2 separate regions of the Homo sapiens genome follow, and region 1 is linked to region 2. Evidence: chromatin loops called from intact Hi-C (ENCODE). Cell type or tissue: breast epithelium. All regions are shown on one strand. Each heading gives the region's core, and the rest is flanking DNA. Links, peaks and the distances in the headings are about the cores only. Region 1 overlaps PAPPA (pappalysin 1). Region 2 has its middle 25 kb from the start of PAPPA.

What was found. Peaks named below come from ENCODE experiments on the same cell type or tissue, not always from the same donor. Only the 100,000 strongest peaks of a DNase experiment are listed, where the experiment ranks them.
Region 1: it touches region 2 in a loop (19-fold over the local background); 2 of 110 quality-filtered maps call a loop at or near these places.

Annotation. Positions count from the first base shown.
Region 1 is chr9:116,185,165-116,193,164 of GRCh38, reverse strand. PAPPA (pappalysin 1) reads right to left here. Exons shown (of 22, transcript NM_002581.5): 2 at 4,949-6,011. Among named protein-coding and RNA genes, the nearest start is that of PAPPA, 35 kb to the right of the region's middle. In breast epithelium, for the core only: no CTCF peak of the experiment used is centred there; a DNase peak (open chromatin) is centred at 3,274.
Region 2 is chr9:116,120,509-116,137,021 of GRCh38, reverse strand. No RefSeq gene overlaps it. Among named protein-coding and RNA genes, the nearest start is that of PAPPA, 25 kb to the left of the region's middle. In breast epithelium, for the core only: no CTCF peak of the experiment used is centred there; no DNase peak of the experiment used is centred there.

The DNA.
Region 1 (8,000 bases), core at 1-8,000, 59 kb before region 2:
TGTCCTTGTTACATTCAAAAAAATAATAATAAAAAAGAGAAGACAAAGGAAATAATTCCCAAATAATAATAAAGAGAAGACAAAGGAAATGTTTCCTTATGAGACAACAGTGTATAGGGAAAGTGTCTTTTTTTCCACCCATCCCATTTTGTATGAGTAGATATTCATGAACAAAGGTGAGTTCACTTGAGGGTGCCAGGGTTTGGAAGGGTCCAAACAGGAACTTGGTTGGTTTGCTGCAATATCCTCTCTCAGTGAGGTAGCTACAGTCTTCAGTGTCAAATGCCCCTGGATTTCCTGACACTGGAATTTTCTATTAATATCCAGGTTTTCCATTTCATTTATAAAAGGGTGTGTGAAGTGCATTCTACCTGCGTGGAGACATCTCTAATGGCTGCAGATGAAGTCCTGCCTCCCTGGCTATTCTCCACCACTGTAGAGAATGGCCACAGTTCACCTGGAATGTCTTTTTTCTAACTGGCTAGTCTCATAGAAAGGCATTTACTGCTCACACAGACTGCTCCTCCTGGCTAGTACTGTGGACCCTTCATTCACACCAGTGATTGCAGTGGGGTGTTGACTTCTCTGTCTTACCCACTAGGTGGTAAGCTCTGGGAGGGCAGTGATCGGGCTGGCACAGAGAGAGCATTCAACAAATATTTATTGAGAGAAGAAAAGGACAGAAGGAAGGGAAGGTGGGAAGAATGTAGGGAGGAAGGAACAGAGGATTAAGCCTAACATTAAAGTTTTCCGTGAGATAAACTGAACTTTTCTCTGCTCATGGTCTGGATCTCAGCCATAATAACCCCTTAAACTCCATGCTCTCTTCTATACACCACTCCTCACCCTCTCCACTGCCTGGCTTATGCCCTACCCTCTGCATGGGCTGGCTGTCTCTAGGCTCTGGACATTCTCTGCTTGCTAATGCAGGTCCACTCCCCACCCTGCTCTGTGTCCTTGGGAGGCTGGCTATCTATGGATTGCATCAACAGGTTCCTTTGTTTTGTGACTTCAGTTGGATCCACCAAATGGGAAGCACTGGCAGGAGACTGGCAGGCAGAGAGAATGACAACATGGAATTTACTCTCCTGGTTCCCTTCTGGTCAGGTGGCTGTAGCCTGGCTGCTTCCCTTGCTGAGAGCCACAGCTGCTGCCAGGAAATCCCCTCCATACAGTCCCTCTCTCTGGGTCCCATAACCACTTTCTCCTCTTGCCCCTACAGGCCAAGGGGGTAAATGGCTCTCCATGGTTGCCCGCCCTAGAGTATAGCACAAGGCCTTGTTGGTTGTCCTTAATCCTGCCTACAACATTGTAAACAGCTTCTCCTTGAAAACAGCCCCTCCTTCAATTCTCCTTAATTATTCTGTTTGAATGTGCCATCTGTTTCCTGCTAGGACCCTCACTGATGGAGTCTGCATCTTTACCTCTCAGCAGGCTGCCTATTCTCAAATGCCTACTCAAATCTTGCCCCCTCCAGCTGATTTGCCTTGTTTTCCTAGTCAAATAAATCTCTGCTTTTTCAGTCTCCTGTCCTACTGTGTGTCTCTAAATTTACAAATCAGAGTTTCTTATGTTTCTATATGACTTTCCCACTAAAGTGGAAGCCCCTTAATGGTGAGGAACATGTCCAACTCATTGCAACACCCCCAGTGAAGAGCAGAAAGGCTGGTGGGATAGACATGCCCAATAAATGCCTGTTAAAGAGAAGAGAAGCAGTCAATATTTGGTTTTCTGATATGAAATGGAATAAGATATTACTGTGCAGTGCTCAACCCCAAGACCACAAGGCCACCGTCTCCACCAGAACTGTAATCCCACCTATGGCCTCATTATGCATGGTTATCAGTACTGACTTGCATGCTTCTGGTGAAGGGGAGCTCACTCACCCACAGACAAAGCCCTCCCCAAAAAGGACCATTCTGACTGGAGATGATATCATCTATTACTCAGCTCAAAGCTGCCTCCTGTAATTGCAACACTGTAGTCACAGCCATGGCTTAGAAACCATATAGAATAATTCTGTGACTTTCCCACAGGATAGGCCTTCAGAGCTTGAAGTGTATGTGTCATGACCATGTAATCATGACTCTCCCACCCTCCCTATCTCCCTCCCTCCCTCCTTCCCTTCCTCCCTCCTTCCCTTCCTCCCTTTTTTGTTTAAATTCACAAAGCAAAAATTTATCTGCAACCTTCCACAGGTTTCTGTCTGCACACAGGAGAGCTGAATCGGCCAGAACCCAGAAAATCCCAGCCTCACCAAGAGATGACACGTGACCTGGTGGGCCTCACCCAGGGCATACAGCTTTCCCAGCTAGCAAACAAACAAGCCCTGGTCACAGCGGTTATAGCTGGCTCATGGTCGCTCACAGACACTCTGGGCATGCATTCCCGTGACTTAGAAAAGAGGAGGCCTTTGGAACCTGCCAGTGCTGTCTGCTGATTGTGAGGTGTCTGGAACCTGGGGCCCCATGGCCCCTCCACACCAGCATGGTGCTCTGCAAAGGCCAGCTGCTCTTCATCCTGTCTCAATGATACACAGTTTTTTTCCCCAAAACTTTAGTAGCGCCACTCTCCCTATCACTTGTCTTTTAATTTTGCCCCTTATTGTTCCTTAGATTAAAAAATATCCTCCTTCCATGGGAGGTTTGGACCTAGTAGTCTTGAGTTTGAATCCAAGCTATCCATTTATTAGCAGATTGAGCTTAGGTAAGTCCCTTCATCTTTCTGAATCTTGAAATTTTCAAAGCAAAACAGGGCTAAGGGTATCCACTTTCCTGGCACTTGGCAGGTGCTGCATAAACATTTGTTGCATGAATGAATGAGTGAATGAATGAGCAAATAAATCGATGTACAAATGAATGGATGACTTCCAATTATGCCCATCCTACCCCACGCCCACTCTCACCAGGCACAGAGGTACCTCTTGGGAGTCTAGTTTGGTGGAGCACACTGATCATAGACTTGCACTTGTGATTTAGCCTAATGATTTTCTTGACCCATGAACTTAGCTAAGTTACTCCACTCTCTAAGTTTCCTCTATTTCCCATCAGTCAAATGTGAATGTTAACCTCTGTGTTGACTCCCTTGCCAAGTTTTGGAAAGGCCCAAGTGAAAGCAGAGATGACAATGCACTGTGACCTAGAAGAGACTGGTCACACACCAAGGCTTCTCCTCACATGGGCTGCTCATGTCTTGGAGCCAAGGTGAGAGTCCAGGGGCCCTCCTGGTGCCGGGAAGCTGAGCTGAGGTGCTTTCTGACTTGCTGCCAGGCAGGGCATTCTCCTGCCAGCATCCTCATTCCTTTGCACATAGGTATTTTGTTCACGCACGGGAGGCCCTTGCTCTTTTGAGAGAGACATAAAGAGAAGAGTCAGCAGAAAACCTGCAGAGGTCGGCAAATGTGCTCGAGCCATCAGCAAGTCCAGGGTCCTGTGTGTTGGACAGAATAGAAAAGTTCAGTGTGAATCTGGGAAAAACAAGAAAGTGGATATTGATGGTCTCTCCAGCTTGAATCTAGTTCCTCCAGGTCCCACATTTAATACAGGTTACCCTTGAGTTCACCTTTTGGGCTCTACTTTTGGATTACTGGTTGCAACTGACAGCAATGGCAGAGGCTAAGTGAGGCATTAGACTGAAGGCCCCCTTTTCTGTCCTCTTTTTAGCAGTAGATGAGAAATTCCTTCTGCCTGGAGTGTCCTCCCTTCTTCCTCCACCCAATTTCTGATGTCAAAATTTTACCTATTCTTTTTTCAGGTAAATTTTATTGTGTATATTTAAGGTAGACATGATGTTATGGGAAACATATAGATAGCAAACAGTTTATTATAGTGAAATAAATTAACATATCCATTATCTTAAGTCATCCATTTTCTTTTGGTTTTGTGCCAAAAGTATTTAAAATCTGGTTATTTAGCATGAATCCCAAATACAGTTCAACCTTATTTCCTATAGTCCTCATGCTATACATTAGCCCTCTAGATTTGTTCTATTACACCAAATGTATTGATCTTGTTGTTCATTAGATCTCTAGATTTGTTCTAACATCCTTCAAATTAGAGCTATTCTTGAAGACCTTGCTCAAATGTCACCTCTCTCAAGAAGGCTTCCCTGATATAGTCAAGCTGCAAATCAACTTTTTCTCTTTGATCATCTAGGGCACTCCCTAAACACAGCACACTACCTTTCATTAGACAAGTAATGACAGACATACTATTGAGAATTAATGATGTGCTGTAAGAGAGTGTACTTTATATGTCTTCTCTCTATCAATCCTCAGAGCAACTTGACAAAATAGGTACCATTATTCTCCCCATTTTACAGATGAAGAAACAGCTTCTAAGAAGTTACAAAATGAAGAAGTCACAGAGAGCTGAGACCATGGGGCCAGGTTTTCTAGCCCCATGCGACCCCACCTCTTTGAGCCTGTCCACCAGAACTTTCTGTGATGACTGAAGTGTTTCATATTGCTTTGCCAGTATGGTAGCTACTAGTCCCATGTGGCTAGAGTACTTGAAATGTGGCTAATGAAACTCAGGAATTGAATTTTGAGTTTTATTTAACTTTGACTGATTTAAATTTAAGTAGGCACATGTTGCTAGGAACTACCATATTGGACTGTGCAACTCTCACCCACTCTATGTCATACAATACAACAGCTATTTGTACTCAGCTTATATCACTCAATTTGAACTCTGGGCTCTTTGAGAAAACAGGGCTCTCAGGCTTCCCTCATGACTCATGGTAGGCACTCAATAAATATTTTTATAATAAACTGGGTTTACCTATGGTCTCCACAATGACCCGAGTAAAAGACTTGCCTCAATCATGAAGCTGCTGGTTGAACCAGAAAATCCCCATATCACCCACTGGCCTCAGGTGCCTTATCTATAATATGGAGGACATCAAGTTCAACTTTCAACTGGGCATCTTTAGCCCAGTAAGGTCTTACCTGTGTGGAGAGTCGGGGTCAAAGCAAGTCTGAGTGACATTGGTGATTTCAGGGTCACAGCACTCTCCACCATCAAAGTTGAACCGTTCATAGTTGCAGTCCATGTCACACACCCCGTTGTGCTGCTTCTTCACGAAGGCAGGGTGGCGCAGGTGGCGGCAATCCCCGCCGTCGTGGCCCGTCAGCGTGTGGTTGCACTCGGGGTCACAGTTCTCATCCCCAATCTTGCTGATGTCACAGTTGGCCAGGATGAGGCGGCGGCGAAGGGAGGAGTTGCTCACCTCCAGCACGTCCAGCTCCCAGGAGATGTTGTATTGCTTGAAGGCCTCAGCCAGCTGATGGTGCTGGAAGTCCACCTGCTCGCGCGTCACCGTCGGGTTCTTATGATCATCTTCATAGAGGTTGACCACGCGGTAGCGCACCACCTTGGGCTGGCGGAAACTTGAGAGCTGATTGTAGCTGGCAATGACCTCTGTGTTGTCACACAATGTCTGTCCGCACAGAGGAGGCTCCAGACTCGTGTCCAGCAGAAAGCCGTGGGCATTGCTGAATTCCACTTTGGGGCTGCTGCCATCCTTCATGGGGGACCAGGCATGCTTCACATTGTCCCAGTTCTCCTGGAGGAGGAGCTGAGGTAGAGCAGTGTGGGCGCCATGGGTTTCCATGTCAGACAGTATCTCCCGCTGAGTCCTGGCCACCTTCCACAGACTGAAGTGCTCGATGTAGCCCCGGTAGTTGTGATTCAGGGCACTGCCCCCTAACATGAGCACTTTGCACTTCTGGGTCAGTGGGCTGAATATGCCACCCACTTGTTCCCCAGAGGTGGCCACCTGGGCACCATTCACATAGAGCTTCATGAACTGCCCATCATAGGTGGCAGCTAGGTATACCCACTGGCCTGGGAGGTAGCTGCGGTGGGCATTGATGGTGGTCACTTGCCGGGCTCGGTCTGTCTTCAAGGAGAAAAAGTAGCGTGGGTCTTTGTTGTCTTGGTCACTGATGGTGTGAATGCCCACGACCCATCCTCGGTCACGTGAGATATAAGAACATTTGTCATACAGCCCTATGTGGCCCCAAAAGAGAAAGATGAATAAATAAAGGATGGAAAAGGAGGGGGGGTTAAGTTATTTTTCTCTAATAAAATTTGTATCAGGTTATCCTAGACTCATCGCTTTCCAACTGCTCTGTGGGATCCTAGGAGTTGCTAATGGTGCCTCTGGGACCACCTCGAGGGCAAGGCAAGGGCTGGAGGAGCTGAGAGAATGAGTAAGTTGGGTTTGGAGCATTTTCATCACAATTTTAACCCATGAAGTTTAACTTTTATTGGTTTTGAATATGAAGCATACAAGAAAGATTTTTGTTTGAAGAAAGGGTACTTCATCTAATGAAGTTGTTGCAACAACAGCAGCAATAATAATAAAAATCTGAAAACCATTTTCCAAAGCTGTTGGATGGGGAAGAGGACTTTGTAATTAAGAGGGTATTTTAAGTGTAATATAGTATACGAGGTGAAAGGAGAAACAGAGGGAGATGATAACGAACAGAAGATGCTCATTTAGAAGGGAGGTCCCTACCATAGTTACCAGAACTTTGAGTGTACATCTGCCATTAGCAGTCATTAAATGATCAGTGGCATTAAATTGTCAGGAAAGTTGGGGCATAAAAGTGAGGGTCAGGACCTGAAAAGCTGGAACTTCATTCTCTAACAGGAATCTTGCCATTTATCCCCAAAGAAAGAAAACACACTTCAGAGCTAAACTAGACAGGTTTTCAAAGATCATCACCTCCAAACCCTTTGTTTGACAGGTGAGAGAGCTGAGTCCCAGAGAATGGAAGGCATTTGTTATGTCACAGAGTCATTGACAGTTCCCCTGTGTCCCAATTCAGCTTTCTTCTTACACTGATGCCTCTCTCTCTGTCTATATATATCTATATCTATATCTATATCTATATATCTATATAGATATATAGATATAGATACACACACACACACACACACACACACACACATATAATGAGTGCCTTCTTAACATAAATTGGGTATGCCTACATAATAGTTAATAATAATGAGCAAAATCTCCCAAGCCTCTATGGCAGGCCAGGCATTGTGCTAAGGTCTGTATATGCACTAACTTAATCCATGTAATATCCCTAAGGTGGTGACATTACGTTTCTCACTTAACTGGTGAGAATATGGAAGTTAAAGGAGATAGAGAGACAGGTTGAAGGTCAACTGCTTGGTAAGTGGATCCTAGATCCATCAGATCCTTGGATTCACTGTCCTAGGCCCTAATTCTATAGCAGCTCCCCCTGCCTCACCAAAATCATCAGGCATCTGGGCTATGCCACCTACCTGGGGCATGTCACAAATTTGAGTTCAATATTTGAGGAAGTTCCAAGCCAAGCATCTCTATAGTTACTCTGGGAACCCCAGGAAGTAGGTTAGCAGATTCTCTCTGGATCTAATTATCTTTATGCTCACCAACCCCCATTTCCTAGCCTTTCTGGAATATACCCAGTGTCCCTGGCATAGACAAAGCTGTTGGATGGGGAAGAGGACTTTCTAATTAAGAGTGTATTTTAAGTGTCAGATGATGTATGAGGCCAGGTGGGAGAAGAAAGAGAGGGAGAGGAGAGTGAATAAAAGATGCTCATTTAGAAGGACAGTGACTACTCTCAGCTGGAGAATTGTTGCAGTCACCATAACTCTGGGAGTTCACCTGCTATAAGTGCTCATCAAATGAGCAAGGAGAGCTTCCAGCAAAATCAATAGAGGAGGCCCACACAGTCTTCACTCCTCTGTGGGCAGTGGGAGCTTAGAATTGGTGTAAATCTCTTTGTCAGCAGCTGACATGGCCAGCAGTCTTGGACCAGCATCTATGCCAATCTACACCTCTCCTCCTACTTCCTGCTCAGCCATTTTTCAGGAAATGGCCAGAGTCTCCTTACAAAGTCATCCTGCTCTTACCATCAGGACAACCTTAGTGAAGCACCAAATGCCTCCTCTGGTGTCCTCTGGGTCCTGATTCTCTATCTGGTAAAGGAGCGGGTT
Region 2 (16,513 bases), core at 3,209-11,208:
GCTTTGTTCCCTGTAGAGTCCCCAGTGCTTAGGACAGTGTCAGCAGATTGCATTTATTCAACAAAAATGTGTTGAGTCAATGAAATTTTGAGAAAGGTACCATATTTTCCACCTCAGGGTTACCCCTTTTATTACTCCCTCATTCTAAGTGCATTTCATCCTCTCTCTTTCCTCTTCTTCTCAAATGGGATGAAAGAATCACTGAGGACATGCAGTTGGAGGTATACTGGACAGACTGTGGATCAGCTTTGGATGTGAGTTCTCATTCCAGTCGCCCAGGATTGTTTGATGCGACTTTGGGCAGCATATGTCTATGTCCCAGATCTCTGCAAAATGTAGCGTTTGGACAAGTCAGAAATTGCCAACTGGTGGTCCAGGGCTGTGCCAATATGCTTATTTGGCTTACATATTATCTTTAAAATACTTGTATTTAGTGCCAACATTAATATTTTTAAGGATATTAATTGCCAACACGTAAATATTTGGGTGCATTAGAGCTCCTACAATCACAGAGGGCATCAATCTTGGGACCTCTGTAGCAGCTTCGCCTTTAGATAAAGCCGGGCCTTTCCAATTCACTCTCCTGAGTGACATCACTCATTTACCTTCCCTGCTTGGCCCTGGTGGGCATTGAAGTTTACCACCTCTGCATCAAATGATCTCAAAGGTCCTCTCCACATTTAAAATCCTTGGAGGCCAGCCCCTGGTTATGTGACAAAATGAAGAGCAAATATCATCTACTGAATTTTTTTCCCAGTAGAGCAAACGCTTTTCAAATGTGCATTTAAAAAGTGATTCTCTGGAGACAGTACTCAAGGTGGAGTTGGAATCATGTGGAGAAATTAAATTATTGTTTGGTTTGACTGTTAAGGCCCTGACTGTTCTCCCATTTCACATGACCCCTCAGCAGATAGTTGAGAGTAGTGGGTAGCGTGGAAACTGAAGCACAAACCCACTTAGGTAGGGGCAAGGAAAGAAAGAGCTCCAAAAGTCCCAGAAGAATCATTCTGTGTCACGTAGCCCTAGCCAGGCATGTAACAACAATCCTACCCCAAACGTGGTCTGAAACCTGCAAGACAAGATGGACTTAAAGAAGTAAGAGGAAAGTAGAAAAAGCAATTCAAGCATCAGAAGTAAAGGCTAGAATGAGAGCTGAGATGAACAATCACAATGCACACAGTAGGCATTTAATAGGATGATGACATATTTGGGGGAAACTGGGTGGTGCCATTTTTTGCAACAGAGATGCATAGATGTCTGTTAAGGGGAGACCAGTATATCATTTAGAACTGGGCTGCCTCTTGATATGATGCCAGGAGGAGAGGAACTAATATTTGTGGGTACTTATAGAATATCATACACAATATTTTGTCATCCCTTTATGCATTATAACTCTATAGAATAAAGTGTTCATTTTATAAGTTAAGTTTCCTGTGGCTCAGAGAGGTAAGAGAGTTTCCCAAAATCATGGAGCAGAATTTGCACCCAGGCCACTTGGGCTACCCTTCCCTGTCTTTATTATGTTTGTTTCTGCTGGCATCTCCCATGTTTCAGGTGTTTCGTATTCTGGTGCCATCTCAGCAGGCACCAGGTTTCTGGAGTCCTACTCTACAGCAAGCACCCTCTCTGGTTTATGACTAAAAATGGTCAACTCAGGCCTCTGGCCTGGCTCAATTTGCAGGTCATCCCTTTCCTTCTCTTTAAAAATATCTGGGTTCCTGGTCTCATGCCAAATACAAGGGAGAAGGCCAGAGACACAGAGACGTCTGGCAGATTGTCCCCCTACCTGAGGCCCCATTAGTGTGACCACATACTACAAGAGAGATGGAATTTCCCTGATTCAGCAGAACAAAATGAACAAGAGTTGGCCCAGGCTTGTCTCTTGGTACAGATAAAGATGTGGGATGTATGAAACGATCTCACAAGCTCCCTTGTCATTTTAGTTTTGCCGAGCAATGGAACTTGTCTCTGTTTTATACAGGCCAGAAGAGGAAAAGTCTATCACATTTTAAGGAGGGATATGCAGCTGGGAAGAATCCAGAGAAAGAAGCAATTGAAGACAGTGGCTGCATAATCACTGACAGGCTGGATAGTATCAAGTATACTCCAGGACTCTGAAAAAAACTGAATTTCGAGTTTGCCTCTTGTTTGTAATTTATATATTAGTTTTACACTTTTTTATTTTTTTTTTCTTTTTGTGGAGAATGGGGTCTTGCTACATTGCCCAGGCAGGTCTCGAACTCCTGGGCTCAAGCTATCCCCCTGCCTCTGCCTCCCTAGGAGCTGGGATTACAGGCATGAGCCACGGCACCTGGCCAGTAATTTATATATGTATTTTTTATTGTCATAAAATAGAAACAACCGGGGCTAGGCACAGTGGCTCACGCCTATAATCCAGCACTTTGGGAGGTTGAGGCGTGCAGATCACCTGAGGTCGGGAGCTCGAGACAAGACTGACCAACATGGAGAAACCCCGTCTCTATTAAAAATACAAAATTAGCTGGGCATGGTGGCGCATGCCTGTAATCCCAGCTACTCAGGAGGCTGAGGCAGGAGAATCGCTTGAACCGGGAGGTGGAGGTTGAGGTGAGCTGAGACTGCGCCATTGCACTCCAACCTGGGAAACAAGAGCGAAACTCTGTCTCAAAACAAACAAACAAACAAAAAATAAAAAACCTAGAACTTGACATTTTAATCACTTTTAAGTGTGCAGTACTGTGGCATTAAATATATTGTCATTGTTATGCAACCATTACCACTACCCATCTCCATCTTTTTAATCTTTCCCAGCTGAAATTGTATACCCATTAAACGCTAACCTCCCATTCCCTTGCCCCACAGACCTTGATAGCCACCATTCTACTGTCTGCTTCTATGAGTTTGGCTACTCTACGTATCTCGTATAAATAGAATCATGCAGTATTGTTCTTCTGTGATTGGCTTATTTCACTTAGTATAATGTCCTCAAGATTTATCCATGTTACAGTATGCATCAGAATGTCCTTCCTTTTTAAGGCTAAATAATATTCCATTGTATGTATATACCATATTTTTAAAATCCATTTATCCACCAATGGATACTTGTGTTGCTTCCACATTTTGCTGTTGTGAATAATGCTGTTATAAATATGGGTGCACAGGTACTATAGAAATATTTAAAAAATCATGGCTCATATATATTCTTTGAAAGCAACGATTAGTAGCTAACATTATGTAAACAACTGAGGAGCCTCACTGGATGTATTGTAATGAGGAGAATAATTTCTAGTACAACAACAAAAAAATGGCTGTTGCTAAGGGAATTATGGGAAATTGGTCTTCCCCACTGTGCCAGAATTATTTTCTTAAAAATAAAATATCGCCATGTCACCTCTCTTCTTTAAGTATATCCTCTAATGTACATTAGTTTCAGAATGAAATACAAATTCCTTAACATGGCATTCATGACCTTAGCCAAGCTTCCCAGCCTCATCTGTTATCTGTCCATTTATCCCCAAGCTCCCTGTGAAGCAATCATTCTGTACAAGGAGCCCACCTTGTTCTTTTATGCCTCAGGCTCTACACTCTCTATTCCTTTCATCTTCATCTTGGACAGCCCTTCACTGTAGTACTGATGACATGGTATGGTATAGCAGCAATCTCTTCCCATGTTATTTGCCTATGAGCTAGAGGGTGGGGATTTTATGTTACTCATTTCTATAATACTTCTATTAATCACGGAAGGACTTGATGCTTTTTATATGACTGAATGAGGGAAAGTGCAAATATTGCTCATTAGATAAAACAGGACTTGAACGTCTTGATTGAACCCTTATTTGGCTATATAAATCCCTTTTCAAGTGACAAGGAAGCATAAGCCACAAGCACATCTGAAATCTGAAAGATTTTCATTTGAAGACTCAGATGAGAACTGCAGTTCCTACAGGTTTTTTTTCAGCACATGGACAGCAAGAGTACACACTGTAAACCCAGAGTTCAAATTAGAGAGAAACAGGACCAGAGTATGAATTAGAAATGGGATAAATAAGGTTTTGCAATTACTGAAAAGCTGCAACATAATCTCTTTAGATAGTCTTTCCCATGGGCCTTTTTAAATTTAATACAGCAGGAATCATTTACTTATTATTATTTATTTATTTTATTGAATTAATACTTTTAATTGACAAAATTGTATAAATTTATAATGTACGACATGTTGCTTTGAAATATGTATACATTGTGGAATGGCTAAATTGAGCTAGTTAATATATGCTTTACCCCATATAGTTATCAATTTTGTTGTGAGAATACTTTAAACCTACTCTCTTGGCAATTTACAAGAGTACTATGCTTTGTTATTAACTATAGCGACCATGTCTTACAATAGATCTCTTGAACATATTCTTTCAAACTGAATTTTTGTATCCTTTAACCAACATCTCCCTCAGACCACCTCACTCCAGTCCTTAGTAACCACCATTCTACTACTTCTATGAGTTCACCTTTTTTGATTCCACATTGAAGTGAGATTATGCAGTATTTATTTTTCTGTGCCTGATTTATTTCACTTATCATAATGTGCTTCAGATTCATCCACATTGTTGAAAATAAGCCTTTAAAAATAAGAAAATCATTTCGTTTACAACAACATAGTATGTTATTTTGTATATATACACCACATTTTCTTTATCCATTCATCCATTGATGGATACTTAAGTTGATTCCATGTCTTGGAAATTGTGAATAATTCTGTAATGAACCTGTTAATGTAGTTATCTCTTCAAAATACCAATATCATTTCCTTTGGATATATATCCAGAAGTGGGATGGTTGGATCATATGGTAACTATAGATTTAATTTTTAGAGGAAACACCATATTTTCTATAATGACTCTACTGATTTATATTTCTACCAACACTGTGCAAGGGGCCCCTAGTCTCCATATCCTCTCTAAGACATGTTATCTTTCATCTTTTTTATTATGGCCATTCTAATAGGTATGAGGTGACATCTCATTGTGGCTTTAATTTGCATTTCCTCTGATGATTAGTGATGTTAAGTATTTTTTTTATTGGGTATGTGTATGTCTTTGTTTGAAGAGTGTCTCTTCAAGTGTGTAGCCCATTTTTTATTTGGGTGATGTGTTTTCTTACTACTGAATTGTTTGAGTTCCTTATATATTTTTGGATATTAACCCCTTATCAAATGTCTGGTTTGCAAATATTTTCTCCCACTCCATAGGTTACTCTGTTGATTTTTTCATTGTTTGTGAAGAAGATTTTTCAGTTTGGAGTAATCCCATTTTTCTATTTTTGCTTTTGTTGCGTGTGCTTTTGGGTTTATATCTAAAAAATCATTGCCCAGACCAATGTCATGGAGCTATTCCCCTGTTTTCTTCTAGGAATTTCACAGCTTCAGGTCTTACATTTAAGTCTTTAACCCATTGTAAGTTGATATTTGTATATGGTGTGAGAAATTCAGTGTTCTGCATTTAAATATCCAGTTGTCCCAATACTATTTATTGAAGAAATCATCCTTTCCCCATTGTGTATTCCTGTCACCTTTGTTGAAAATCAATTGACTGTAAATGCATGTATTTATTTCTGGGGCTGTATTTGGTTCCACTGGTCTGTGTGTCTCTTTTTATGCCAGTACCATGCTGTTTTGATTACTATAGCTTTGCAGTATATTTTGAATTCAGGTAGTATGATGTTTTCAGCTTTGTTCTTTTTGCTCAAGATTGCTTTGGCTATTTATGTTCTCTTGTGGTTCAATATGAATTTTAGAATTTTTTCCTATTTTTGTGAAAAATGTCTTTGGCATTTTGATAAGAACTACATTGAATCAATAGAGTTTTTTGGGTAGGATGGACATTTTAATATTCCTCTGTTCTTCCAATCTATAAACATGAAGTATCTTTTCATTTATTTGTCTTTTTCCATTTCTTTCATCAATATGCTACAGTTTTTAGTGTATAGGTGTTCACTTCCTTGGTTAAATTTATTCCTACTTTTTTTGTTTATTTGCTTTTTGCAGTTATTATAAATAAAATTGTTTTCTTGATTTCATTTTTGGATAGTTCACTGTTAGTGTATAGAAATACTACTGATTTTTGTCTGTTGATTTTACATCCTGCAACTTTACTAAACCAACCTATTAGTTCTAACAATTGTGTGTGTGTGTGTGTGTGTGTGTGTGTGTGTGTAGTTTAGGGTTTTCTATATGTAAGGTCATGTTGCCTGTAAACAGGGACAATTGAACTTCTTTCTTTCCAAATTGGATGCCTTTTATTTCTTCTTCTTTTTTTTAGATTTCCTCCTTTTCCACTACTTCTCCTCCTCCTCCTCCTGCTCCTCATTCTCCTTTTTCCTCTTCCTCTTCCTCTTCTTTTTTTTCTTGAGACAAGTTCTTGTTCTGTTGCCCAGGCTGAAGTACAGTGGCATGAAATGGGCTCGCTGCAACCTCTCCCTCCTGGGTTCAAATGGTTCTCATGCCCTAGTAGCTGGGATTACAGACACACTCCACCATGCCTGGCTAATTGTTTTGTATTTTTAGTAGAGATGGGTTTCACCATGTTGGCTAGCCTGGTCTCGAACTCCTGACCTCAAATGATCCACACACCTCAGCCTCTCAAAGTGCTGGGATTACAGTCATGAGACACCTCAATCTGCATAGACGCCTTTTATTTCTTTCTTTTGCCTAATTGTTCTGACTGGGACTTCCAGTACTGTGTTGAAGAGAAGTGGAGAGAGTAGACATACTTGTCATATTTCTGATCTTATTGAAAACTTTTTGATTTTTTCTGATTGAGTATAATTTTGGCTTTGTATTTGTTACACGTGACCTTTTCTGTATTGAGGTACTCTCCTTCTATACCTAATTTGTTAGGAGTTTTTATCATGAAAGGATGTTAAATTTCATACAGCAGGAATCATTTATTTATTATTATTTATTTATTTTATTGAATTAATACTTTTTTTTTACATCGATTGAGATGGTCATATGGTTTTGGTCCAACAAGAATAATTTAAATTAAATTTCATGATAGCAAACGACTTTAAAGATCATGAAGCAAGTCTTGCTCTCTGGACCTTGGTTTACTCATTGACAAAATGAGAATGTTGGACCAGAGATTCTGAAATGCTTCAAATTTCTGTCAATTTGGTCATGCTCTCCAAATACAATATTCTAAATCTAAGTACCTCCAAAAGTAATCCTGAACACCTTTTATGGTTAGCATTTTTTTCCCTAGACACAAGTTATCTATGATACATACCTATGCATTTAATTTATATTCTCTAGTACTAAAAGAACTCTGTTTTCTCACCATTTTGAGGCCCTGCAGACATTTCTCTCCTCTGAGCTCCCTTCCCTTTGCAAAATATCACCTAGTTTCTTCTATTTTATAATTTACAGGGTCTTTTCCATGTTGGACATACCCTATTCTATCCTTATCATCTTCAACGGTGGGAAAAAGAATGAATTCTGAGACTTCGGTGGAATGAACCTGCTACATCTAAAGCCCAGGTTTCATGTTTAAATGAATGAGGACAGGTCAGGAATATCAGCTGAGATTTCATCCAGGACTAGGAGTAATTTGAATTTTAGGATTTGTTTGGCATAAAAGTAGGATTAAAAGTTCTAAGAGAGAAGAAGGAGTTATAAGAGATGGAAGGAGATTTGGGACCGCTTTCCTCATGGAATCTTTACAGATGAGTCCTGTCATTTGTTGTGTTAATTTTCTGTTGCTGTTGTAAAAGAAGTTATTACCCTATTACTGGCTTTAAACAAACACAAATTTATTATCTCAGAGTCCTGTAGATTATAAGTTTTGCTTGGCTTGGATGGATCTCACACAAAGTCCTGTAGACTCTGAGTAAGGCCTCACAATATCAAGATTCAGGTGTCATCACGGCTGTGTTTCTTATTGAGTTTCTTGGGTGAGAATCAACTTCCAGGCTCATTCAGATTGCCGGATAAATCCAATTCCATGTGATTCTAAGACTGGAGTTTCTATTTCTTTGCTGGTTATCAGCCTGGGAGAGTGGCAGGAGATGAGATTGGTAATGGAGGTTACGGCCAGCTTGAATTTAGCTGGTATTTGGATTCTGTTGTAAGGTCAATGAAAAACAATTAGAGTGCTTATGCAAAGGAGATACATGATTTGATTTGTGTTTATAGACATTACTTGATAATTCATGTGGAGAATTAATTCTAGTAATACAAAAGTGGAAACTGGCAAACAAAATAGAAATCTATTGAAGCAGATCAGGCCAAAGATCACAGTGTCCTGAGCAGGAGCATAATAATAGAGTCTAAGATCTAGACCCTTAAGCAGTACAGCTTCAAGCTTTCTGACATAATTTGAGAACCTCAGGATCAACTCATACAGTTTTTGAAATTAGATGAAGTCTTAAAGAACATTTCACAAAAGCCTTGCATTTCAAAAAAAATAAGACAAAAATCCAGCCTGAAATAACTTGTCCACGCTCACAAAGTAAGTTGATGACAGAGCTGTGATTAGAACTGTGCCTCTTGACACCCTTTGGTACAGTGCTTCTTTTACTGCATTCACATCTTATGGCTGGTCCTTATCAAGTATTTGACAAGCAAAATACTGCTCACAAAATGCAGAGACCATTTTGACTAAGAAAAGAAGGAAGATATGTTGTTCTTGATGTTGGGTTTTTTTTTAGGTAAAATAAGAGCATGGATCAAAGGAAAAGGGGACCTGTTTGCAGGTATCTGAAAGATGAGGCAAAAGGGAAAAGCTTCTTAGAAATAAGAGCATGACTGATTTTCTCTGATGCCACCAGGATGGCCTGGCAAGGCTGGGCCTGGTCTCCCACCAGGTAAAAGTGATGGGTTCCAGCAAAGTCAAAGCTTTTCATGTATTCTTGGCAAAATCACAAGTTAGGATGAGGGCATGAACACATTGTTACCTTACACTCTGCTAATTTAGCATCTGCTACAGTTAAGAAAGGGTATGTGTGATGCTCATGTATAATAGAAGCCAAAATAAGTAATAAGATCTGCCTTTAGTGGTAACAATGTATTATAACATGATTCAGTCTTCTCTGACTTCACTCTTCATCATCTCCTCTACTTATTCATATTGATTTGATCTTATGGTATCTGTGTAATGCAAATAAGTCGCATCTAAGTGTGTGTGTGTCCATGATACACTTGTGTACAGTCATTCCTCATTATCCTTGGAGGATTGTTTTCAGCACTTCCCACAGATACCAAAATTTGAAGATACTCAAGTTCCTTATATAAAATGGTGTCGTATTCTCATATAACCTAAGCACATCCTCCTGTATACTTTACATAATCCCTAAATTACTTATAATAACTAATAAAATGTAAATGCTATGTAAATGATTTTCTCATTTGTGTTTTCAAAATTGTTCCATTGTTCTTAAGCAAAAAGAACAAAGGTGGAGGCAACACATATCTGACTATAAACTATACTATAAGGCTACAGTAACCAAAATAGCATGGTAGTGATACAAAAATAAACATATACACCAGTTGAACAGAATAGAGAAATCAGAAATAAAGCCACACACCTACAGCCATCTGATCTTTGACAAAATTGACAAAAACAAGCAATGGGGAAAGGACTCCCTATTCAATAAATAGTGCTAAGACAGCTGGCTAGCCACAGGCAGAAGAATGAAACTGGGCCCCTACCTTTCACCATAAGAAAAAATAATAACTCAAGATGAACGAAAGATTTAAATGTGAGATCTTGAACTGTAAGAATCCTGGAAGAAAACTTAGGAAACACCATACTGGACATTGGCCTTGAGAAAGAATTTATGACTAAGTCCCCAAACGCAATTGAAGAAAAAAGAAAAAAAAAAACAAAAAATTGACAAGTGGGACCTAATTAAAGAGCTTCTGCATAGCAAAAGAAACTGTCAACACTATCAATAGAGTAAAAGGAAAACCTACAGAATGATAGAAAATATTTACAAATTAAGCATCTGACAAAGGTTCAATATCCAGAATCTATGAGAAATTTAAACAATTCAACAAGCAAAAATAAATAACCCATTAAAAAATAGGTGAAAGACATGAACAGATACTTTTGAAAACAAGACTTACAAGTGGGTAATAAACATATGAAAAAGTGCTACATATCACAATTCATCAGAGAACTGCAAATTAAAACCACAATGCAATTCTATTCAGAATGGCTATTATTGAAAAGCCAAAGAACAATAGATGCTGGTGAGGCTGCAGAGAAAAGGGAAGACTGACATACTGTTTGTGGGAATGTAAATTAGCTCAGCAAGTGTGGAAAGCAATTTGGAAATTTCTCAAAGAACTTAAAACAAACTACCATTGAATCCAGCAAACCCATCACTGGATATATATATATATATATACACACACACACACACACACACACACACATATATATATATGTATACACATATATATATATGTATATAACATAATTCTACCAAAAAGACACATGAATTTATATGTTTATTGCAGCATGTGTCATAATAGCAAAGGCATGGAATCAACCTAGGTGCTCATCAATGGTCACTTGGAGAAATAAAAATGGTACATAGACACCATGGACTACTATTTAGCCATAAAAATGAGTGAAATCATGTCCTTTGCAGCAACATGAATGCAGCTAAAGGCCATTATCGTTAAGTGAATTAATGCAGGAGCAGAAAATCATATACAGCAGATTCTCACTTATAAGTGGATGCTAAATATTGGGCATTCATGATATAAAGATGGCAAAAATAGACACTGGAGACTACTAGATAGAGGAGGGAAGGAAGGGGGCAAGATGTGAAAAACTGCTAGGTACATGCTCACTGTCTGGATGATGGGATTATTCATGTCCCAAACCTCAACATCATGTTACCCATGTAACTAACCTGTACCTATGCCTCCTGAGTGTAAAATAACAGTTGAAATTATATATGTTTTAAAAGCCCATAAAATAAAATAAAAATGAAGAGACCAGTGTTAGGAGAATAAAATATAAATTGTTGTACTTTTTATTGTTTTGTTTTCCAATATTTTCAACCCATGGTTTGTTGAATCTGCATATGCAGAACCCTTGTATACAAAGGGCAGATTGTATATAAATTATGTTTATATGCATTTCTTTTTTCTGTTGTGAGATCCTTGCTTACTGTGAAGATAATTTAGTCTTATTTATGTCTGCCTAATAAAATGAAAGATTTAGCAGATCCATAGACATCTATTTGCATGAATTAACTTATATGAGAGGCTTGTGTCTACTCTTTTCTCTTACCGAAGGAGAAGAGAACATGCTGATATCTTAGTGAATGCAGAGGTGGGGACTGGGAGAACTGTTGGGGATTAAGAACAGAAGAATATAGCGGACAATAGGTCATGTGCGTCTGCTTTTTGATAGCAACATAGGTGAATTTTTAAGCAGATTTGTAGGGGGAAAGCTGGAAAGGAAAGGGGTGATACAGGAGAATGGAAACAGGAGGATGACTCTGGAGAGAAATGTTGGTAGCAGGAGCGAAATAATCTGTTTCAATGAGATAATTTGTGATACAACTCATAATATATCAGTTAATTACAGCTGTTTAATAAATTACACTAAAAAATCAGTGGTGTTTTTAATGGAGATAGATAGTAGAAGGATGGTTTACAGAGGCTGGGAAGGGTATTAGGGGGGTTGCGGGTGGTGGGAATGGTTAATGGATACAAAAAAATGGTTAAAATAAATGAATAAGACCTAGCATTCAATAGCACAATGGCTGACTATTGTCAATCATAATTTAGTTGTATATTTTTAAATAACTAAAAGAGTATAATTGGATTGTTTGTAACACAAAGGATAAATCCTTGAGGGGATGTATACCCTTACTATGATGTGATTATTACACATTGAATGCCTGTATCAAAACATCTCATGTACCCCATAAATATATATGCCTACTATGTACCCAGAAAAATTAAAAATATATTTTTTTAAAAATATAGTGGTTTGAAAAACTGCAAGTTATTTTTCACAAGTCTATGACTTGAATGGGCAGTTCTGCTAAATCAGGCTGGTTTTGGTTGGGCAGTTATTCCGGTCTTTCTGGGACTCAGGTGATCAGCTGAGTATTGGCAAATCTAAAATTGCCTTGGCTGGGAAAACTACATCTGTTTCGCATCTCATCCTCTAGCAGTCCTGTCTAGGCGTGTTTTTGAAAGTCCTTTTTCAAGCCTCTGCTCACATCAAGTTTGTTATTACCTCATTGGACAAATCACATGGGCCAAACTCAGATTCAGGGAGTTTACTATCAATGGATATGGATTCAGAGAGGAGTGAGAAGTTTTGCAATCAATCTACTACATATAAGCACATTTTCTTCAGGCCATGTCATAAAGATCATGCAGAGTTGAGGAGTGGAGCATTCTCCTCCTTAGGCCTGGAATGTAACTTGGGTCTGATGCAATGTGTACTGTAGAAAATACAGCAGGGGTTGGCAACTCCAGGAGCTCTCGACTCACTGTTGAGGTGGTGTTGGGAGCATGTGATGAGTGAGTTATTCCATGAACAAATTCTTTTTGACAAATTGCTTTGGGCATATAGTCGTAATGATAAACAAATCTTTGGAAGTATATTTTGGGGTACCTTGGCATGAATCTTCCTCAGGAGGAGCACAGAATTATCATTCAGGATCTTGAGCACCATGTTAATGGTGAAAACCACCCCAAGTGACTTTCTACAGAAGATGTCAACAAAGGGACGAAAATAGAAGAATAAGAGATAAGTTACTACTGAGTATATGGGGATAGCAACAATCATTGGAAAGAGATTTTAGCTAGATGGTGCTAAGATCCTATAATCTTGCAGGTGGGAGCCTTTGAAATAACAAAATTTGGGTATTCATGCTATAGACACTTCAGGCTAGTATGAATGACATAGAGGACATGCCAGTTATATTTACGTATTTATTTGTTAAGTTTCCTGCCATGAAAAATAGATTACAACCCAAAGTTCTGCCCATTAGGAATATTATTTCTCTCTTAAATTAGAAAGGTCTCATCAACTTTAAATAAAAAAATACCTAATAGTTTTTTATTTACATATTTTTGAAAAAAAGGCACAGAAAAGTAGGAAAATAATGTGCACTGGCATCAGGTAGACCTGAATTACCATTTTAAAATTTTATCTCTTAATGATGTTTAAGATTGACAAATTGCCTAACCTTTCTGTATCTCTTTTCCTCCTCTATGAAATGGGATTGACCACATCTTTGTCACAAGGTTGGGAAATGGATTAACAATAAAATATGTAAAAATACCTGACACATCACAGGTGTTCTAATAAATGTAGTTGTTTCATCATTTATTGCATATCAACTGGAGTCCAGGCATGGTCCTGCATGTTAAAGATGGAAAAGAGCCAATAGTCCCAGCATCCCACCTAGGGATTCAATGATTGAAGAAATGAGTAACATGTCTGTCTCCCCTTATAGAGCAATGGATTTCTTGAGATCACAATCAGTGATGAGTTCGTCATCGTAGACCCAGCATCTCCAGCATCTAGCAGAGGGCTTGATGAGGCAATGCTTTCAAAATGAATTTTATTATATATTAGAAGTCTGGTTTTTCTTATCATGATTAATATGAAGTCTCTCTTAGAATAGCTGTTTAGTACATTTTGAAACTGAATGACTGAGTGATCAAGAGAGAGAATGTAATAAGGAAAGGAGAGAGGAAGGAAGGAAGGAAAGAAGGAAGGAAGGAAGGAAATGATAAAGAAAAGCCTCATCATTCAGTCTTTTCTAATAGAATCCTTAAATAATTGCTCTTGAGAAATATTGCTGCTCACCTCAGATGGAGCTACTTCTGCGGAAGTAAATGGACAGGAAACAAAACATAATTATGGCTTCAGGCAACCCAAGGCAGAATGGGAGCAGGGTAGTGGGGGAGACATCTAATACCCTAGTCCTCTATCTTCTTGGAATAAGACTGTCTTTTGTTAAATAAAAATTATTCCAATAGCTTTAGTGCTAGTAATAACTTTTGGTTACATGGATCAATTATATAATGATGAAGTCTTGGATTTTAGTGTACTTGTCACCTGAAAAATGTACATTGTACCCAACAGGTAATTTTTCATCTCTAACCCCCCTCCCATACTCCTCCCTTCTGAGTTTCCAGTGTGTATCATACCACTCTGTACATCTTTGAGTACCCTTAGCTTAGCTTCCATTTATAAGTGATAACACATGGTATTTGGCTTTCAATTCCTGAGTTACCTCACTTAGGTAATGGCTTTCCTCAAAACTATACAAATGCATGAAAATTAAATAATACTCCTGAATGATTTTTGAGTCAATAATGAAGTCAAGATGGAAATTCAAAAAAATTTCAAAATGAATGATATCAGTGGCACAAGTTATCAAAACCTCTGCGATACAGCTAAAGCAGCACTAAGTGGAAAGTTTAGCACTAAACACCACATCGAAAAGACAAAAAGTCCTAGGGAAGCTCAGGGACTGAAATAAAAAGATAGAAATGTCACAAACTGACAACCTAATGTTACATCTCAAGGAACTAGAGAAACAAGAACAAACCAAACCCAAAGCTAGCAGAGGAAGAGAAACAACAAACATCAGAGCAGAACTAAACGAAATGGAAACCCAGAAAACAATAACAAGGAACAATGAAATTAAAAGTCGATTCTTTGAAAAGATAAATAAAATTGATAGACCACTAGCTAGATTAACCAAGAAAAGAAGAGAAAAGATTGAAATAAGCTTAATCGGGAATGAAAATGGAGACATTACAACTGATACCATAGAAATACAAAATATTATTTGAGACTAGTATGAAAACTTCTATGCACACAAACTAGAAAAACTAAAGGATGCTGGGCACAGTGGCTCATGCCTGTAATCCCAGCACACTGGGAAGCCGAGGCAGGTGGATCACGAGGTCAGGAGATCGAGACCATCCTGGCCAACATGGTGAAATCCCATCTCTACTAAAAATACAAAAATTAGCTGGGCATGGTCATGCGCTCCTGTAATGTCAGCTACTCGGGAGGCTGAGGCAAGAGAATCGCTTGAACCAGGGAGTAGGAGGTTGCAGTGAGCCAAGATCATGCCTCTGCACTCCAGCCTGGAGACAGAGTGAGACTTCGTCTCAAACAACAACAACAACAACAACAACAGTAACAAAAACTAGAGGAAATAGAGAAATTCCTGGTAACATACAACCCACTAAGCTTGAATCAGGGAGATATACAAATCCTGAACAGTCCAGGTTTAGTCTTGGGAGGGTGTATGTGTCCAGGAATTTATCCACTTCTTCTAGATTTTCTAGTTTATTTGCATAGAGGTGTTTATAGTATTCTCTGATGGTAGTTTGTATTTCTGTGGGATCAGTGGTGATATCCCTTTTATCATTTTTTATTGTGTCTATTTGATTCTTCTCTCTTTTCTTCTTTATCAGTCTGGCTATCTACTTTGTTAATCTTTTCGAAAAACCAGCTCCTGGATTCATTGATTTTTTGAAGGGTTTTTCATGTCTCTATCTCCTTCATTTCTCCTCTGATCTTATTTGTCTTGTCTTCTGCTAGTTTTTGCGTTTGTTTGCTCTCGCTTCTCTAGTTCTTTTACATGTGATGTTAAAGTGTCGATTTTAGATCTTTCCCGCTTTCTCCTGTGGGCATTTAGTACTATAAATTTCCCTCTAAACACTGCTTTAGCTGTGTCCCAGAGATTCTGGTACATTGTGTCTTTGTTTTCATTGACTTCAAAGAACTTATTTATTTGTGCCTTAACTTTGTTATTTACTCAGTAGTCATTCATGAGCAGGTTGTTCAGTTTCCATGTAGTTGTGCAGTTTTGAGTGAGTTTCTTAATCCTGAGTTTTAATTTGGTTACACTGTGGTCTGAGAGAATGTTTGTTACAATTTCGGTTCTTTTGCATTTGCTGAGAGGTGTTTTACTTCCAATTATGTGGTCAATTTTAGAATAAGTGTGATGTGGTGCTGAGAAGAATGTATATTCTGTTGATTTGGGGTGGAGAGTTCTGTAGATGTATATTAGGTCTGCTTGGTCCAGAGCTGAGTTCAAGTCCTGAATATCCTTATTAATTTTATGTCTTGTTGATCTGTCTAATATTGACAGTGGGGTGTTAAAGTCTCCCACTGTTATTGTGTGGGAGTCTAAGTCTCTTTGCAGGTCTCTACGAACTTTCTTTATGAATCTGGGTGCTCTTTCACTGGGTGCATATATATTTAGGATAGTTAGCTCTTCTTGTTGCATTGATCTCTTTATAATTATGTAATGCCCTTCTTTGTCTTTTTTGATCTTTTTTGGTTTAAAGTCTGTTTTGTCAGAGACTAGGATTGCCCTTAGCCATCCAGGACATCAAATCTTTCTGTCGTGTTTTTAGTCTTTTCCCCAATATCCACATCTGAACTACTTTTTTGAGGCCAGCATCTTCCTGATACCAAAACCTGGCAGAGACGCAATAAAAAAAGAAAATTTCAGGCCAATATCCCTGAAGAAC